Linked DNA regions of Homo sapiens: region 2 is linked to region 1. Evidence: chromatin loops called from intact Hi-C (ENCODE). Cell type or tissue: GM12878. All regions are shown on one strand. Each heading gives the region's core, and the rest is flanking DNA. Links, peaks and the distances in the headings are about the cores only. Region 1 overlaps MEF2C-AS1 (MEF2C antisense RNA 1). Region 2 overlaps MEF2C (myocyte enhancer factor 2C).

Region 1 (9,472 bases), core at 4,122-6,621:
TGGTTTTGTTTAATCTACTTAATGGAAATAGTGTCTTGTATATAGGATTGTTCTGAGTATTAAGATTATAGTGTACTGTCTATAACTATGCCTTAAGATCCCTTCACTGCTTCTTTTCCCCATGGTTTTACCCTCACCCAGGCCATTGACTTCTGAGTGCATTTCTAAAAACAAAAATCAGATGAGCCCATAACTGTTACTCATCTCTCATGGTTTGCCTTTACCTACACAATAGGAGACCCAGTGGTTCTTCATGGTCTGATCCCTACTCATTCTTCTAGCCCCACCTCTCATCACTTTGGCATCTCATTCCAGTTACATCATATTCATGGACATCATGCTTTGTCATACCTTCAAATCTTGGAACAAACTGCTTCCTCTTCCTAGATTGTCCTCACCTGACTCCCTGGCTGCATAACTCTTCATCAACCCTTCAAGACTTTAATTCAAGAACCTAGTTCTCCATGTACATATCCTTAGCCCCATACACACTCTGCACTAACCCCAACATCTAAACCCCAAAACCCTTATTCCTTGCTGCCATAATATTTTGTAAATGTCACCAGTCATACTGAAGCAATATTTTAACTGTTTATGTGTTTGAATTATCTCCCACCCAATTGACTAATATATATACAAAAGCAAAATGATTTCTCATTGAATCATCAATAACTTTACATGAATGCATGGATGCATGCTCTTAGTGAAAGGGCATGGGTTTTGCAGGTTAAGTATGCATTGCATTAAAAATTGTAAACCCATGTAAACAAAGAAGAAGTTACAGCAGTCTTTTCTTAAAGTCTTGTAGTTGCCTACTCCAAGGCTAGATTAGATTTGAGGTTCAGCAGATCATTATTGTACTGGTAAGATCTAGGTCTTAAAATAATATTACCCTAAAAGTTTATTCCAAGCCCTGATTACTGACTCAGTATGGAACTGATTTGTAGTTTGAGAAAGAGTCAGCATGGCATAGTAGTTAAGAACATGGAAGCTGGAGTGAAACTACTTTGGTTCAAACCCCTTTTTCTGATCATTACTAACCATGATTCTGGGCTAATTATTTAGCCTCTCCATCGTCTAGCCTCTTAATTTTTAAAATGGTGCTGAAAACCATAGATATACCTCCTAGAGATTTTATGAGAATTAACTGAGTTAATATACATAAGGGGATTATAAGTGTCTGGTACATAATAATGTTTTTACCTCTATGACTTGTGATTCCTTTTGAGGACATTAGTGGCTATAGTTATACATATCCACATAACACTATGCACATGTACACAGTTAACAAGATAAGTACCATATATCAACAGGAAACAGAATTTCATGAAAGCCCCAAGGGATATCTGGATCCTAGGCTGGCCCTGAAATCTACACGTGCTCCCTGTCGTTCTCTTTCTGCTCAGCTTCTTCTCCAGCAAGCAGTCCTTTCACAACAGAGCCCTTCTAAGAAGAATGAAGGCAGGATAGAGCACACTGGGATGAGACTTTGTTTTTAAACAAGGACAGAAAAATGGATTCTAGTAATGCCAATTGAAAAATATTCCTTAAATTATCTACTATGGTTGAGACACTGTTCTAGGTACAATAGGGCCAACCTGTTTTACTGGTTTTGAGCCCTAGAGGAATCTTGTACTATCACAAGAAATAACCTTTCTTTTCTACCATGTGCTTATTTTTTTTCTTCTTCCTTTTTTTTTTTTTCTAAAATAGCATTCTTATCAACGTGTGTAGGGTACTATGGTGATGGCTGCTATATAAATACAAGAAGAGAGAACAAGAGAAAAGGGGGAGGTAATTAACTCAATTGTATAAGACTTTCTTTAAGAAGCAGAATAAAGGTTCTCCATAATTTCATTCCTATTTCCAAAGAGACAGAAAAAGTTGTTACAAGAGATGTCCTTACAATCCCAACTCTCGTGCACATCACTGACTCCAAGACAGGAAGCCCACTCGCTTTTTCCACCTGAATGTGCAAGGCAATCCACTTTTCCTACTGCTTTTTCCCCTCTAAGTAAACAACCTCTTTATAAACGGAAAAATGGAGAGCAAGCCTTTCAAACAGTTGTCATAAATTAGAATAAATTGCATTAATTCAAAATGTAAAACTAGGAGAGCCAGGAGAACATGCAACATATTTTCCCCAAATAACACTGTGAACAAGCACAAGTGTATACTTTGGGCATATGTATATCTTTCCTCTGACTGACAGCCTGAAGGATCGTCTATGTGATTTTTGTGTTGCTGAGGTGAAAACAATCTTTATTTGGATTGAATAGCAGAGTAAACAGGAATGAAAAAGAGACACAAAAGTTTACAGTACAGATGGTTTTCCAATTCTTTTACAAAAATTGTCTGTCTTATCAATTAAAGGTGCATTTACCTTTTGTTCTAGTCAATTGTCATGGGTGCTTTTCAGGATTATACAACCAGAAAAATTATAGTAGATCAGTAATTATGTCCCAAGTTTAATAATGCCACACAGGTTAAATGTAGCAATGAAAGTTTATCTTGCTACCTTTTAACTGTAAAAATAAAATGATTCACCTTCTAGTGTGGCTATGTAAGTCATGAAAGAAACTGAAAACCTTAGTGATCACAAGCCAAGACAAAGAAATAAAATAAGAAAGAATTGTGTGTGTGTGTGTGTGCACATACCAATACATATGGGGGGAATGGGTAAAAGATTTTGATGATTCAAGAAAAATATTAAAAGGTATGCCAAAAGTGGTCTCCGGAGACACACAAGGATTTGATTAAACTATAATTATGCCTACCTGTAAGCGGCATACACCTGTGCACCTAAAAGCCTCCTTCCTATGATTGGAAGAAGGTTTTCCTTCCTACGTAGTCATCTGGCTCTGTCATTTGAATGAACCGCCTTAGGTAGCACAAGGAAGGGATAACATAACAATCTATCTCCTGTCAACAAGGCCCCTTCTCATTCAGGGAAACAAAAGACTACTCTAATAGAATTATCCACAACTTTACTACAGTTAATGTCAAATTCAAAATAAAACAGCATTGCCTAAAAATTTACTGAGTATTTTTTATTTAACATGATTTTGGCTATGAATCATGCTATATCTTTTAGTTTGTGTCAAATACTGCCTTTACCTCCAACATTTTCTGACCGCAGAATCCATGGCAGTTACAAGGTCTAATTTAGAAGCACATGAGGGACCCATGGACAAACATACAGGTCTAACTTCCAGGCTCGTCCTTGATACTACAGGCTCTTCTGCTTGCTTTGAAAAGACCGGTTATGGTTCTCAAGGGTGCTCTAATCTGGAACCATTCCCATGCAACAATCAATGGCATATCATCATTTCTTTCCTTTTCCAAAAGAACAGGATACACAGAAAATAATGCACACGTAGTAGAGAGTTGAAAGCCTAATGCACATAGGAAACGGACCCCTCCAAATCAGCGCATCAGGCCACCAGATATCAGTCTCGGGCAGGCGTTAGTCATCATTTTCTTAAACGAGCCATGCTCTTCTCCCAGGATTTATGCATCTTCTTCCCCCTCTACATAAAGAATTAGCTGAATAAAGTAAAAATAAGAGGACTCTGGGGCTGCAGATGGCTGACCAGCTGTTTCTGGGTGACACCCCATGAATCAGTGCCTCATCGAGCTTTAGTGCTTCCATGTTTTGGGGGCAAAATATTCTGCATTTTGGAAAACTAGTTCATGGAAAATAATACAGCAAACTAACATTTATAGAAAACCACAGTAATCTTGTAACAAATGTCCTAAATTATGTACTCAAAAGCAGATCCAATTTTATACCCAAGGTTCTCGTCTACAGAGCCTGTAGGACACTTTCTTGTTGTTGTTTATAACTGCAGCTCCTCCCAACCCCCAACTCAATTGCTTCTTTTTTTAAATGATATACCACTTTATATAATATACCACACAGAAGACAAAATTTCAGCCTGTAGAAGAGGTTCGGTCTGGGAGCAGCAGGAACATGGAATATTTAAAAGATTTTACTTCCATATCCCCTTTGGATATTTCTCTTATATATTTTCATTTAGTTTGGTGTTAAGATTAATGCTACATTTGAAAGCCTCCTAGTTTCTTTTTGAACAATACTTATTCCTCAGTGCTTAAGTGCAATGCTGGGGGTGTGGACAAAATAAAAGTAGAATGGAACTTTATATTCCAACCTCTCCCACTTTCCTTCAAAGTAGAAGTTTCTGGCAAGGCAAGAGTTTCACTGAAGCCTTTCCTGGTTGTCCTCTTCAATTTTAGATGATTGCTTGATATGAATATCTCTAACAGGGTATATTTTAATACACAGAGTAGCAGAGATGGCTTCAAATGCCTATTATCAGAAAAAAAAAAGGCATTTGTGTGATGGGGAAATAAGAAACCTCTGCAATCACTTTTATTCAATGAAAGCCATTCCTTTGGGTGGGAGAGTCAAATGCTAGTACCCACACATGCTGCCTGCATACCAGCACAAGCCGGAGGAATGCAGATTTCTGTATCTGAGAACAGCTGCTAAGTAAAATGGAACGTCCAACAGATGGCTGCATTGTCATTATTGGGGGAGGAAGAGAGGGGAGCTATTTTGGTTTTTCTGTTGAGTGTGTGTGTGTGTGTGTGTGTGTGTGTGTGTGTGCATGCACCCATGCACGTGTGTGTTTAATAGGATGTGTTCTCTCATACCTGTGTTCTCTACTACCTAGATCTCTCTGGTGCTATCAAAGACTCTTAATCACTTTGATTCTTAGAATTAGAACAGACATTGGGGATCGTTTAGTCATTTGACATTTAATGGAGAAGAAGAGAGAAGACCAAAGACACATAGCATATTGGAGCCAAGACCAGAACTCTTACATTTGGCCTGATTACATAGAAGTCCTACATTCTATTTACTTAAGGATCAGTACTGAGCGCAAATACCAAAGCTCAAGAAAAGGAAACACTACAGCAGTTGCAGTTTCATAGTCTGAAAAGTACGTGTGTGTGTGTGTGTGTGTGTGTGTGTGTGTGTGTGTTCAAGTCTTCTGATGGAGTTGCTTTGCAATTCACATGGAGGAAAGAAGTAAGCTATTTTGTAAGTTAACTTATATCTGGTCTTTATTATACATTTTATTAGATGTTTGGAACATTTTGACTTATGGTCTCCCAAATTAAATAACAAGCTATAGAATATGAAGATTCTCCTCCAGTTTCATACTTCAGAACACAAGGAGTTAAGTTTCAAGTCAAAGCTACTGAAAGCCATTCTTAAGAAGCAGACAGGAAAGTGTTGAGATCCCATCATGACCTGTCTATAAAGGTCTCCATCCCACTTCTGATGGTAGCTTTGGGTCAGTTGTACAGTCACATGGCTCACCCATTGGTTCATGTTTTTTTCCAGAAATAGAATCAATAGAGAACAGACAAACCCACAGTTGCCAGTTTGTACAGTCTTGTGGTTTCTGTCAGGGGCTACAGACTCGAGCAGGTCTACCAGATAATGAAGGCAAACTATTTCAGTTCCTGTGGGTCCAGAGTGCCTTGGCAGAGTTCTGGTTTCAAACAAATGAATAACAAATTAAAAGGTACAGTAAAATAAGGCGGTGGTTAAAATATATGAACTAAAATCAATGTAGGAGAAACGTAGTTAAAAACCCTGCATTCTCAGCAATAGCCTATGATGTATTTTGTTAATCTCTTAAAATTTATGTTAAAAGCCTTTTAACAGAAAGTCAATATATTTGGGTGGTAGAGCAAGTATATCATCCTGTACTGGTGGTTGCATTAAATACTATGCATAGGCTCCACTGTCTGTAGAAAATGAGCAGGGGTCCACCCAACGGAAGTTCCATCTCAAGGAGGTCAGACGCTTTTCCCAAAATGGACTGTGAAGCCAAGCTCAGCATTACACTCTCCTCTGCCTAGGTTCCCCACTGACGTCAACAAGAGTTCTGAAAATGAAGGGGGATCAGAATACCAGAAGCATAGCCTAATAATAGAGCAAAAACGGAGAGCAGATGGAAAATAAAGCTTCTCGAATAAAGTGTGACCTAATGTCATAAATTTGTTGGGGAAAAGAAAACAACAACAACAGCACAGCAAAAAGGTCTGTAAGCAGACTTACTGGTGTGAAAACTCTGGAATATGGCAGACTAGAAAAAACACCTAGCTACTTAGAAACCTTTCAGTAAAGGACTAAAAAGTAAACAAGAAAACATGCAAAATCAAATTTTGGATGAGTTCGAAACACCACTACTAATTGTGTGTAGGGGCAAAAAAGACACAAAAATAGAAGTAGAAAATTCTAGAAACAGGGTTTTAGCAGCTTCCTTTGCACATTATTTATGCATACACTTATTCCTTGTATCTTCAACTCACCTGGAACAATCTGCTGCCCCCACAGATGGGCAAGCTTGGAGTGACTCAGGCACAAACTTGATACATGGTGGTAAAAATGAGTTGAAAGAATGGGCCCAAAGTAAAAGATGTTAAAAAGGGTCCCAGCCACACACTAATCTCCTAGAAGGGCTCACCATTTACTCCTGCACCCTTATACCCTCGTGTGTGTGTGTGTGTGTGTGTGTGTGTGTGTGTGCGCGCGCGCGCATGCTGGCGTGCGCGCCAAAGTCTCAGTACAAACTTCCTGGGAATCTTTACTAACTGTATACATCTCAACAGAAGAGAGATTTTTAGATCTACTTAATAATTGGACTTAGAAACTTACTTTTGATATGGACAAAGAAGGTCTCAAGATGTTGAGTGAAATATAAAGAAAAATCTCAAATTCAATCCCTAAATATTTGTTTTTCTATCTGGCAATCATCAAGATGTTTTTCTATTTGATGAACACTCTGTTTTCTCAAAGAGTGGGCTGTTGGTTGGGAAAGCGGAGGAGGTGAAGTTTTAGAGTAGGGCTGCATTTTCTCTTTATTTTCATTGTTTAACCACTGATGGGATTAAGGCAGGGAAAGCTATCTTTTTTAAAATGATTTTCTTCTTTCGGTTTTTCACTCTAATGGTTCTTGGGCTTTACCTCTATCATCCCATACAAAGAAATATTGTTTCTTCAGGGTAGCCTTTCTAGGTTCTGCCTCCTCAACCTCTTTAATCTGTCTAGCCAGCATTTTTCTTTGAGTCTAATTCTTGCTCTGCCTGATCCTTTGAACTTGATATTTTAGAACCTCCCTCACACCCCGGGGAGCTCGCTCACCTCAAACTTTACCTTCATTTACCCTTTGCTCCTGACCCCGTTACTGAGAGTGAGTCTAGTTCATTCCTTGTCGAGTTTCCATGCCCGAGGCCTCCTGCCAGCACCCACCACCCCCAGGAGAAGTTATTGGGCGCTCATCTCTGCTAGGATGGTCCTCAGTCAGATAGAACACAGGGAACTATTCTAAAATAATGAACTCACAATATCGTGTAAATGCATAAAATTAGCAACATAAATATCACAGAATTTCAGGCTTTGAAGTCTCCTAGAGATCATTCACTTTACCGTGAAGAAAATTAGTACTCAAACCTGGTTGATAATCCATGATTCTTGTGGCAAGAGAGTAATACAATGTATATAAAAATGTTTTATAAACTCTATACACCATACTGTATGCATTTAAAAAATGACTATTCGTCTTCTGAGTAGTTTGTGTGAGTTACTCCTGAGATGCTGCCATTACTCAAAATGTTTTAAATCTCTTCTTTAAAATTGTCATTTGAGGCAGTTCAGATTGTCACTGTATAGTCACATCTCGTTTTTATCAATAAAGGTATTATCCAGGGCTCAGACATTCATCTCAGATTTTATCTTAAATGTCTTTGAAGGCAGAAACCATGTCTGTCTTACTCCTTGCTCCTGGTATACTGCCTGCCACTGATTATACACCTAATAATTATTTGTTCAATGAATTTTTTAATAGAAGATCAAACCAACCCTCAGAGAATGATCATTTGCTTTGATTGGTAGGAAAAGGCTCTAAAATCATTTTTCAAAGAGAATTTCCTAAATAAAATTATTTTCCAGTTGTAACATCATTGTTGGAATAAGTTCAAGGTTATTAATTAGAAGGGGACAACATTCATTGTATTTATATGTTAGTATACTGGCTGACCTGTTTGCACCATCAAATTTATTTGTATTTCACCTTACAAAGTTATGAGGCAGATTGAAACAACTTCGACAAAAAGAAACCCATAATAACAAAAACATTAATAAAAAGCACATTACTATAATCGCGTTAGATATGCACAGCAAAAAGCAGCCCACAGGGTGAGTTCCTTATGTGTGGTTAGCCAAGGAGTGACAGTAAGTAACAAGAAATAGAGAACAAATGAGACTCACCCAGTCTCAAGCATATATCTGCATGCCATCTGGCCCGTTCCTTGTTGAGTAAAAAAGTTACTTACAGCCAGTAAGAATGCAGTCATAAGGAAGCATTCTGGGGTGACTGGAGTGACGACATTCCCAGATTGATAATAAGTACACAGGAAGAGAGGCATTTGCAGGTGTCATGATAACCACATCATCACTGCTGTTGGCACTAACAGGTAAAGTCAGCTCTAAACATTCTGTGTGACATATAAAAGTGAGAACAGTCCTTCTCTAGTGGACTAATATTTTAATTTGTTTGAAGAAGAAAGATGAGCAGATGACCTAGGGGGAAGGCATAGTAATCACAAAACAGAATTGCCCACCTTTTCCACAAGTGAGTTACTCTCAGGCGAGTCTAAGAATAGTGTTTTTACAATAGTTTAAAAATGCACTAAGCGCACACAGATACACACAGAATCTAATTCACACCACAAAAGCATGAGCTTCCTCCCATATTTCAACTACTTCCAGTCTAAAGCATCTTGACCAGGAGAGGATAAGTTTATGTATTTGATGAATCCTGTTGGGCTCAGGGCTTGCATTATTAATTGCTCGGGGAACATGTTTACTTATTATTTTTACTGCTCCCTGAAACATCAGATTAAGAAATTTCAAGCAGGTCCAGCTAAAAGCATAGCAAAATGTGGCACCTCATAAAAATGAAACTTAAGAGTGTTAAAAAGAAGAAGTCGAGAATGCTGGATTTCTCACCAGGCCACCAGCTCACTCATTTGGGGCCACTCAAGTTTTGATGAGATCCACAGCATGGGTATCATCCATGATGTGTGGCATCCACAAGAACAAAAGTCACTTTTATCCCAGAAATAAGAGCTATTTAAATGTCATAGCTAAAAGAAGGAAGTGTTACTTGAATTCTGAAGTGGCTGAATATTTGAACTGAGTTTTTAGCTAAGAAGGTAATGTCAAAGACAAAGGTTCTGTTACCATCCACAGAGAATTTATGATCCAGCATTATTCCCTGAAATTCCATCCCAAGCCCTAACCCCAAGACCAGGTTTCAATACAATCTCCACGGTGCATTGGGAGTAACCTTCTGAACTGAAAACTTGATTGTATAACTATTCAGATTACAATTCTTTTCTTTTCTTTTTTTAAAATTATACTTTAAGATCT
Region 2 (9,472 bases), core at 1,227-3,726, 390 kb after region 1:
TTTAAAAAATGTCAGTTTTGGCTAGTCTTTAAAAACATTCAGCATGTACCAATATGGTATAAGCAGTATTTTTGTTTCTCCATCAGTTTCAACTAAAGATAATGCAGTTAAAAAGCCATATTATTGTCTTCCAGTGTATGCATGAAATTAAGTTAAAAGAAGTAGTTCTAAAGCAAGACTCAGAACTTGATAGGTAAAATGAGATGTCCCTATCTAACATCCTATTTCAAGAGGAAAGAAATATTTTAAATCAAATATCTCATTCTATTTGTAGAAAAGTACATTTAGCTATGTATTCTGCTACTAACTCAATTCTAAAAGTTTTCATCAAAACAGTCTTTAAACATAACATTTGCTTAAAATTTGGTTCTCCCGTCAAAGAGACAGTAGGTGGCTGTTACCTTTACTTCAAATTTTACTAAATTTTATAAAAACCTACTATTTTTATTAATATAATTCACACAGCATTCGAATGTTTGACTTTTTTTCAGACTTCTTAGGAAAGGCAGCATTTTACTTCATTCATTAATTGCACCATTTACGTCCTGATTGCTGTGCATGTGGAATATATTGAAAGATAATATTAAAGTGTAAGTTTTATTAAATGTTAATTTGTTTTTTATTTCAATAACAAATGAGCAATTTATAATAAAAACAGTTTTCCACCTTTTCTGAGCTATTCATATTTTAAAAGTGTGCAATCACAGATATTAACTTTTCAAGAGAGAAGCACATTAATACTAGATAACTCCATGAAACTTAGATAACAAGAGGCACTTTGCCTCTTTTCTTCTTTGTAAACATGTTCATTTTGAAAAATTTGGGGGAAAAGATACCTGAAATTTTTTCCTTGGCCCTAACTTAACGGAATCAATAAATTCCATAACACTGCAAACGTATCTTTCTAATAAATACTTTATTTAAACTTCTTTTATAAAGAACAGCACTGAATAACTCCTTAGCATATCTTAACATTATCTTTTAAAACTTTCTTCTGTTTATTGTAGTATATTTTGTGGTTTTATTTCTCAACTCTAAAGTGTGGTATAATTTGAGTCTATGAAATCTCAGAAAGTGACAAAAATGGGGAAATAGCTGTGCAGCAATACTTGTGCTACATAACAACAAAGACATAGTTATTAAACAGAATTCTGGCTTTGGGGACATGATTCGAAGCAACATAGAAGAATTTAATATGCAATTAATGGTCACAAGATGAACTGTTAAGAGATTATTAATAAAGTTACACTTTTTTTTCAAAAGCACATCCTCTGAGAAAATACCACACAAATTAATATCTAAAACTTATCAAAATACACGTATTCATTCTATACTAATGTGGTGATTGCCTAGACACGATGAAATGATTTAATCACTGTTGTTCCATCAGTATGCTGCATGTGGAAAGACAGGTAATTAAGATCCCCGTCCTTAGCACTGTACCTTAATCTTATAGGCGCGTGGACTGTCTTGCACTCAGTAAAGCTTGACTGTTCACCGAGATCTGTCACCTTTAGGAAATCAAACCAGATTACAGAGGTGATTCACAAAACCAGGAACAACAGAGTCTATGCACGTTACAAAAGGCAGATTACATAGTTCACATGTTATTTTGATAGGTCAAAGATAAAAGCTGATTGTTGAGGAATGGCAAGACACTCAATTTCAAATGATTGCTTAGATAAGCATACTTTGACCCTGTTGCTTCATCATTATGATCCATTCAAACAATGGAAAATTCAGTTTTCAAATGACAGGCTTTCAGTAGTGAAGTAAGAGAAAACATGTCCTTTTTTATGTATGTCTTCATTGTGTAAATTTTAAGTTCCATCATTTCTTTATGAACAAACATTAAATTGTCTGCTTACATGAAGCAGGTATTGTAAGGCTTAAATGCATTAGACATTTTCAGAGGCGTTATAAAGAGCACAAAACAGAATTTGCCAGAAATAAAACATACACTCATGTTATTGAGTAATTCAGCAGAAAATGCATAATAGTCAATATCCATTATGTTATTCTGTTACCAAATATATTCTACATAAAAATGTGTAATTACATAGTTATGAATCCATATATGTGAAACATATCTTCATAAAAGTTCATTGGTCAAATTTTATATATATATATAATATATATATTTCATGAATGTTATATAAAGATCATTCTTTACAACAGAATATGATGTTTTGAGAGTTTATTTCAGAGAATAAAGTTTTGGTTTACATAATAACATTTTGAAAATCTTAACTTCTTACACACCCAACTTTACAGTAATTTTTTGCTTCTTCTAAAATTGAAGTCCTTTTTTACCCAACTGATGCCTCCTAGTGTTTCACACAATAAAACACTAATGAGTCACCCATAAATGTAAACATTGCATTTTCATTGCCTACATCATCTGTGATACATAAAATTAATATTTATGTGTTTAATTTTCTGTGCACTATTATAATAAGATAGAAAATTTTAGTGAATGAGATGTTTCATCTGAGTGGATTTGTGGCACGCACTTGCAGGTTTTCTTTGACCATCACAATATCTTACTAAGTTTTAACAAGTTTATTACCTTCAGTTGCAGTTATATATTCACTCTTTATATTCACTCTTATTTCAAGTGAGAAACATAGGTAAATAACAAAGCTTTCATTTTGTAGGCCTGGGAATTATACAGTTGGGTTCATTCTGAAATGCCTGATAAATTGCACAAGGACTATCCATTTCATTTACACACTAAAATATCTTAAAAGAGATATAATTTTTTTTCCTGCTGTGTCTTTACACTTGAAAATTTCTTTGTAAAAGTGGAATAAAGAAAGACTATTTAGAAAAGATAAAATCAAAGATAAATGCAAAATTTTCTATAAATATGGAGTATATTTATTAGAAAATAACAACAAAAGAAAAACTTTCCTTGGAAGGAAACATATTATTCTACATAAAGGGAAGTCGTGTTAGAACACAATATCCAATGACCAGCAGCTTGCCTTAATGAGGTAGAAGTTAGTGGGTGCCAACTTTGGTGTGAGTTTTCTGCCATTAGGATGGTAAGCGTAGACCTGTGATATTTTTGCATGTTTGTGATTTCAAACAGCTCTCTGATTCTACTTCCTAAGTTTCTAAATGTTTTTTATCCAATATACTTATGAAAGAAAGGGGTCATTCCTGTAATGGGTCTTAAATTGAAAGGAGGCCATCAAAAACTTGTAACATTCATGGGCCTCTTCCTGAGGTGTCATACAACATACCTGTACACAAAAACATTCATGAGTTTCTTCTACTAACACAAACATTCTATAGCATCCAAGTGTAGACACTAGATTGAACTTCATTCTGTATATGTGTCATTTAGTTCTCCTGACTCAAAATACACAGTGTATTAACAATATTTGACTATCACTTAAGATTTTCTAATTTAGTCAATAATACAGTGCTATTACAATTGTTGGACACATTTCAAAGAATGTAAGGGGGTGTGTTCCTTTCGTTCAAGGAAGCAAACATGTAGAAAGGGGTGGACCTTTCCCACAAGAGCCACATTTCTTCCCTTGGAGAATTGAAGCAAATATGCAGTACGTAAGTGAATAGCAGCATGAGAAAGAAAATAATTTGCAATGATCTCCTATAGTTAGTGAGCAAAGAAAATTGTCAGTTTTTTTTAAAGTAGCTCTTATTGACAACCTATCTTAAACTGAATACTGAAAAAAAGTCTATGAAAGTTTTATAATTTCAGTATGTTTTAACATTCATGCGTGAAATAACTGTAAAGTACACTGTAATAATTTTGGTCTTGCTCAAATCAAGAATTTTTTAGTAACCATGTTATTTTACAGACAATATTGAGGCATAACAAAATAAAGGGTGCTGGAAGCATTCATTCCTTACCCCTCTCTTTTAAGAATACGAAGATGGCATTGATGTTCTTTTGTTATTTTTGTCTGTGAAAGAAAAATAATTAAAGAATGTTCTATGACAAAGAATACCATTGTAAAAATAAGATTATAGAAAAGGTTATTTAATATACTATTATCTCACATCTCCTTGATACTATTTTAATGTTTACTGCAAAAAATCATATTCCTATTAAATATGGAAATTAGGTGATACATGTTATACAAATTTATGGTTTAGTTTTAGGTGATATGAGTAACATTTATTTGTCATCGCCATAATTCATTTGCTGTACATTGTCATTTTATTGTACAAGTTAAATCTTGGTATATATTTTTAAAATACAGCCAATGTAAACAAAGTTCAAAGTACATGAAGAGAATCTTTTGAGGGCATTGAAAAGGAAATTGACGACATTACAAGCAATAAAAACAGTAAACATATTACAGGCAGATTTCTTCAGGAATCATTACTCTTAAATAATGCAGACATTATAAAGACTTTATTAATTCTTAATGCTGTAAATTTGAAATGAATGGAGCAATGTTGTTCCTCCTGCAAGTGGTTGGGATTCATGTAGAATGACAGTGCAAGTCCTCAAGCAGTGATTTAAATTAAGTACCCAAAACTTGTTTTTAGAGGCTGGAGGAACTAACTGATCTTTGAATCAGTCCCTTTTGAGAACCTGCTTTTTCCAAATAGCATCATGAGCGTGGTGGTCTGGTTTTCCTCTTCTATCTTGTTGTCATAGATAAGATGCACATGAAGAATTCATATAAATTGCTCTCAGATACTATGGATTCCTAGCATATTGGATTAAAAAAGAAGTGGATATGGTCCTTCGATAGAATGTGAAGTGTTTTTTTAAAAATCAGCCAAGAACTATGCCTGTCTTTTTTTCACACCTGTGATTCTTTCAGCAAGTTAGAAGGATAGCAAGAGAATGTGCATCCTTCCCCAAACCCCGAAGACAGGCAGCTTTGGCTTAAATATGCTTATTTATTTTCAAAATTAGAAAATAAACACATTAATGTAAATATGTTGAGACAGACAAAGAAATTTGTCTGCTACTTAATAAACACGCGATTTATACTTTTTGTCTTCTAATTAATTGTCGACCCTGAATAAGGTGGTACAACTAAGGCATATTATGGAAAACTGGCATTATTGCTTAATGTAACATGAGGGATTGGAATTTCTTTAAAGTAATTTTAAGATATGATTATTTAGCAGAAATATTCACTGGAGCATTTTACTTTTAGAAATTATCGTCACACAAGGAAGCCTTTATAGGACCGACTACCTAATTGCAGTCAAAGATCTCTTGAATGAATGAACACACACACACAGAAGAACACACATTTTAAGAATATAGTGGTCCTATATTTTTAAAAATTTTTGCCACATTTTTTATATCTGAACAGAACGTATGTGTCTAAGCAGATGTTTTAAGTTATATCCTTCATGTAGGTGAGTCTGTAAATGTACCATTTAACTTAAATGGCTTTGTGGGAAGGTAGTTTGAGGAGTTTAAAAAGGAAAAAAAAAAAAAAAAAAAACTCCAGTTACTACAGTTTCAGCTCTTTCTTTTTAAAAAACAGTAATTACACTCAGGATAAAGAAAGAAAAATAAACTCTTTTAATTCTTTGTAACATCCACAGTTTTTCAGGTAGAGTTCTGGTATATTTTTATTCCTGAATATGCAGGGCAGGTACTGGCAGCAGAGCTACAAAATGAAAACTTCCTGGCTGCAGACCAGATACTGTGCACAGTGCCACATCATAAACTTCCCCTCTTCTGTCTCGGAGTGATTTCAGCCCTAACTAATGTCCTTTATTTCCCCCTACATAGGGTAAGGAACAGAGGGCCTTCTTCCTGGGAAATAGGGGAAATACCTTTGGGAAAGGAAAAGTATAATGTTTCCCTTCTTTAACTTGAAAATTCTGCCTCTTAAATTACTAAGACATTAACTGCAAAGTGGATTCAGTATGTTTCCTTTTTATTCCCATATAGCAGTTTAGAATACATAAAACAATAGGTGTGAGATAGAAAATGAGACCTCTTCCCCACCCCCTACCTCCAGCACACCCAGACCCAATCAGATATCTGTACTTTTTGTTTCGAAAAGAAAAATATAATGGTTTCTTTTCAATGAAGCTTGTGCATTATATTCCAGATATGTTAGATCATTTTGTGATGCAAATTAGCATTGAGGTTTTTTGTACTTATCTCGGGAAATAGCAACGTTCCACCACAATGTGTGGTGCTGCAAAAATTTTTATTGATAAACACCCACACTTTAAATGATTATTAGGTCAAAATAGAGAGTACAGGGGGAGAAAATGTGAGCTTTTAGTTTTCAGATTTGTTTTATGCTTTTCATTTGAAAGGTACAGTGTAAGTTCTGTGTATAATACCATGCAAAATAAATTGACTTCTAAATATCTGCACTAATATTCCTTGTATCTGAAACTATAGTCTAAAAGCTTGTACTTCTCCTTAAAAAATAAAGTAAAACTTTGTTAAGAAGCAGGCTTTAATTACCAGTTACATTTTCAACTGTTACCCATGTGATTTTTAAAAAATCCTATTAAAAAATAATTTCTAGCTGCCATGGCTCCTTTCAATCAGTAGAATTCTCATTTGTATGAGGTGCAATCAGATTATTGCCAGCACACCTTTCTAAAACTAGCCTTCTTCTTTAGAAATGTATTAAATGGGAGCCTTCAGGAGAAAGTGTTACCACTTAATAAATATTTGTTCTAATTTTATTTTTAAACTAAATTATTGATTTAACAGTATATGAATAGTGTATAAATGTTAGCTTAGTTGTTAACCCACTACACTAATTATTAATTGCCTATATGAAATTTACCAAATTAGACCAACAGTTAAGTGTAATTTAATTTTATTTCTCTTGAAACTTAAATAGATAAGAATGATAATTTTAATTATGTTTAAATATCAAGCATTTATTTTTCTGTGAATGCAAATGTTCCCGATAAATTGTTAAGAAATTAATACAACATAGATCTTAAAAAATGTATAAGGCAGCTTATAAGAATATGATAACAATGGCATATTCCTACACCTGGCACTTTTTCAAGACCCATTAGCAAGGGAGGAAAAAGATGTTAAACTTTGTTTTGTAAATGCTAATATATATATGAGTCAATACTTTCTGACATTTATTTGTTAGAAAATTACACACATTTAAAAATTCAAATTAAAACTATGCTTCTATTTAGGCTATTGTAAGAGATTTCTTTATTTTCTTGGAAATTCTCTGGAACAGTAGGGTCATTTGAATCATACCCGTTGGTATTGTCAGATACATTGTAAAGTTTCAACTATTGAACATATGTATGGAATAGAAATTTTAAAATAGAAAATTCGCTATCTTGCCATTTAAGTATGATAAAACTATACCCGATTAAAACGTTGACTCTATTAGAGGTTCGCCTAGTAAGTAATTCTCTGGTCAAGAATTTGGGAAATTTTAAACTCTGTTAACCATTAAAACAATTACTTCTTTAAGGTACCGGATTTTCATCCATATTTGAGGAGCCTTATTAAGTTGTTGGGTGGTCTTTTTGTAAAGGTTTATGTGGTTAAAAAAGTAGATCTTTTCACCCTTCTATTACAGTTAACATTAATATCTTTAAAAGGTACTATATAAATCCAGACCTAATTTATTCTGGATGATTTTTCTTAACTAAATGAAATCTAACAAATTTGTCTATTTTTAAGTGAATCTTTTTTTTATTTCTAGTATTTATTGGAAGTTCACTTAGACTCTATATAGGTTAGAAGTTAAAGTAAATAATTTTGACTATTTTTTTCTTTCATTTCATGTTTGAATATTTCCCCCTTTACATAAACCAAAAAAAAAAAAAAAAAAAAAAAAAAAAAATCCGTGACGACATTGATAGATTTGCAGAAGGCTGAGTAAGATACTCAGTACCCATTAATTGTTTCCCTATGACTCTTGGGTTGAAATGAATCGGCAATATCCCTTCCAAGACTGTTTGATCTTGCTTGATTTAGAGTGAGCGTTATGTGATTTTTTCCCTCCGCTTCTCTCATTTTATAGCTTCAAAAAAATCAGAGAATTCTTGACTTCAGTGTTTTTTCCTTCCGTTTTCATTGTTTTTGGATTCTCTCCTGTCTGAGCTTCCTTCTTGCTTCAAAGTATTTGGTATCGTGAAAGCAAGTGCACTTTTAACTTGTTTTGACTACACATGGGCGACAGAATTGTTTTAGATGCTAACTTACCTCCTTACACTTGAGAAACTGATGTGGTTCATCACAGCCCAATGCCATGTCTTGAAACAACTGCGGACACTGATCTTGAAATAGCCAGGGCTATAGGATCATGTCTTTGTAAAGAACAACAGCAGCTTTAGAGTCACTGGATGGTATATTCGTTGCAAACATGAACAGCTTCATGAACTCCCAGGAAGTGGTACAGTTATTGGACAAGGTCAACCACATTATGCCTTTTAGGTTGCTCTATGAAGTAAGTGTTAGACCAGAACTCCAACGGTGTGAGTGTGTGTGTGTGTATGTGTGTACGGTGTGGGGAGCATCGGTGTGGGAGAGCAGAGAGAGAGAAAAAGCATGAAAGGATGAAGATACACTCTCGAGAGAGAAGATCGTTTAAACAAGCATAAAGAGTTTGGAGACTCCATTTCCACACTTAATATCATTTCTTTGATTCTACATATTATGCTATTAGACAAACATGTCCATAAACAATAAAGAATAATGATTAAGAACAACGACCAAAACTGGGTTCAAAAGCCAGCCTCCCATTTACTGATTAGTGGTTTTAGGCAGGTGTTTTAATGACCAGAAAGCCCCAGTACCAGGATCTGTAAAATGGGAATTATAAAATCACCCACCTCTTAAAGTTTTTTAAGGATTTACTAGGATAATACATATAAAACCGTAATGCAGATACATAGTAAATGATCAGTAAATATTAAATTATTATCATAGCATTGTACTATATTTTAGTCATTTTAAGTTTCTGCTAATGGTGATTTAGAAATTTTTGGTGGGATGGTTATTAAAATTATTTTTCAATAATACTTTCAGTCCATTAAATTTGGGTCACATTCAGAGCAAGTATCTAATTCTTACACAGTCGTGGGTCAATTCTAATGATTGCTAAGTTCAATATACTTCTTTCTCCAAAAAAATCAAAACCTTTCACAGATTTGATGTTATTAAATAAATATATTATTTTTAGAACCAGAAATGGAACCAAAGAAACAAAATGATACCATCCATGAATTTTAAAAGTCATTTACTCAAAGTTCTGAATTGCAGGTAGATTATTCCTTAGTCTTAATGAAAGTTCAGTTTGGAGGAAATGTTTCATGTACAGTTATTAGATGATTTTAATGGTGAAACCAGCCTCGCCAAGAGTTCTAGGTGTTTTTCTTAGTATTATCCACTTTTGTATACATTAATAACCTTTTTTTTATTTTTCTTATTAGACAACTTTGATTATATGTAGAAATGGAATTAATTTATGATGAATGTGTGTTCTTTTAGTCTTTATATTTCTTCACA

What was found. A loop is a pair of places that touch in the nucleus more often than their neighbours do. Peaks named below come from ENCODE experiments on the same cell type or tissue, not always from the same donor. Only the 100,000 strongest peaks of a DNase experiment are listed, where the experiment ranks them.
Region 2: a loop joins it to region 1, with 2.7 times the contacts of the local background. A loop is called at or near these places in 2 of 110 quality-filtered maps.

What each region holds. Positions count from the first base shown.
Region 1 is chr5:89,267,538-89,277,009 of GRCh38, reverse strand. The region is part of intron 7 of MEF2C-AS1 (MEF2C antisense RNA 1); the gene reads right to left. Among named protein-coding and RNA genes, the nearest start is that of LINC02161, 310 kb to the left of the region's middle. RefSeq lists enhancers at 5,051-5,100, 5,131-5,270. In GM12878, for the core only: no CTCF peak of the experiment used is centred there; DNase peaks (open chromatin) are centred at 4,609, 4,969, 5,359, 5,918 and 1 weaker place; H3K4me3 peaks cover 723 bases; H3K27ac peaks cover 2,081 bases.
Region 2 is chr5:88,872,042-88,881,513 of GRCh38, reverse strand. The region is part of intron 1 of MEF2C (myocyte enhancer factor 2C); the gene reads left to right. Among named protein-coding and RNA genes, the nearest start is that of MEF2C, 6.4 kb to the left of the region's middle. In GM12878, for the core only: a CTCF peak has its summit at 2,345; no DNase peak of the experiment used is centred there; H3K4me3 peaks cover 2,312 bases; H3K27ac peaks cover 2,416 bases.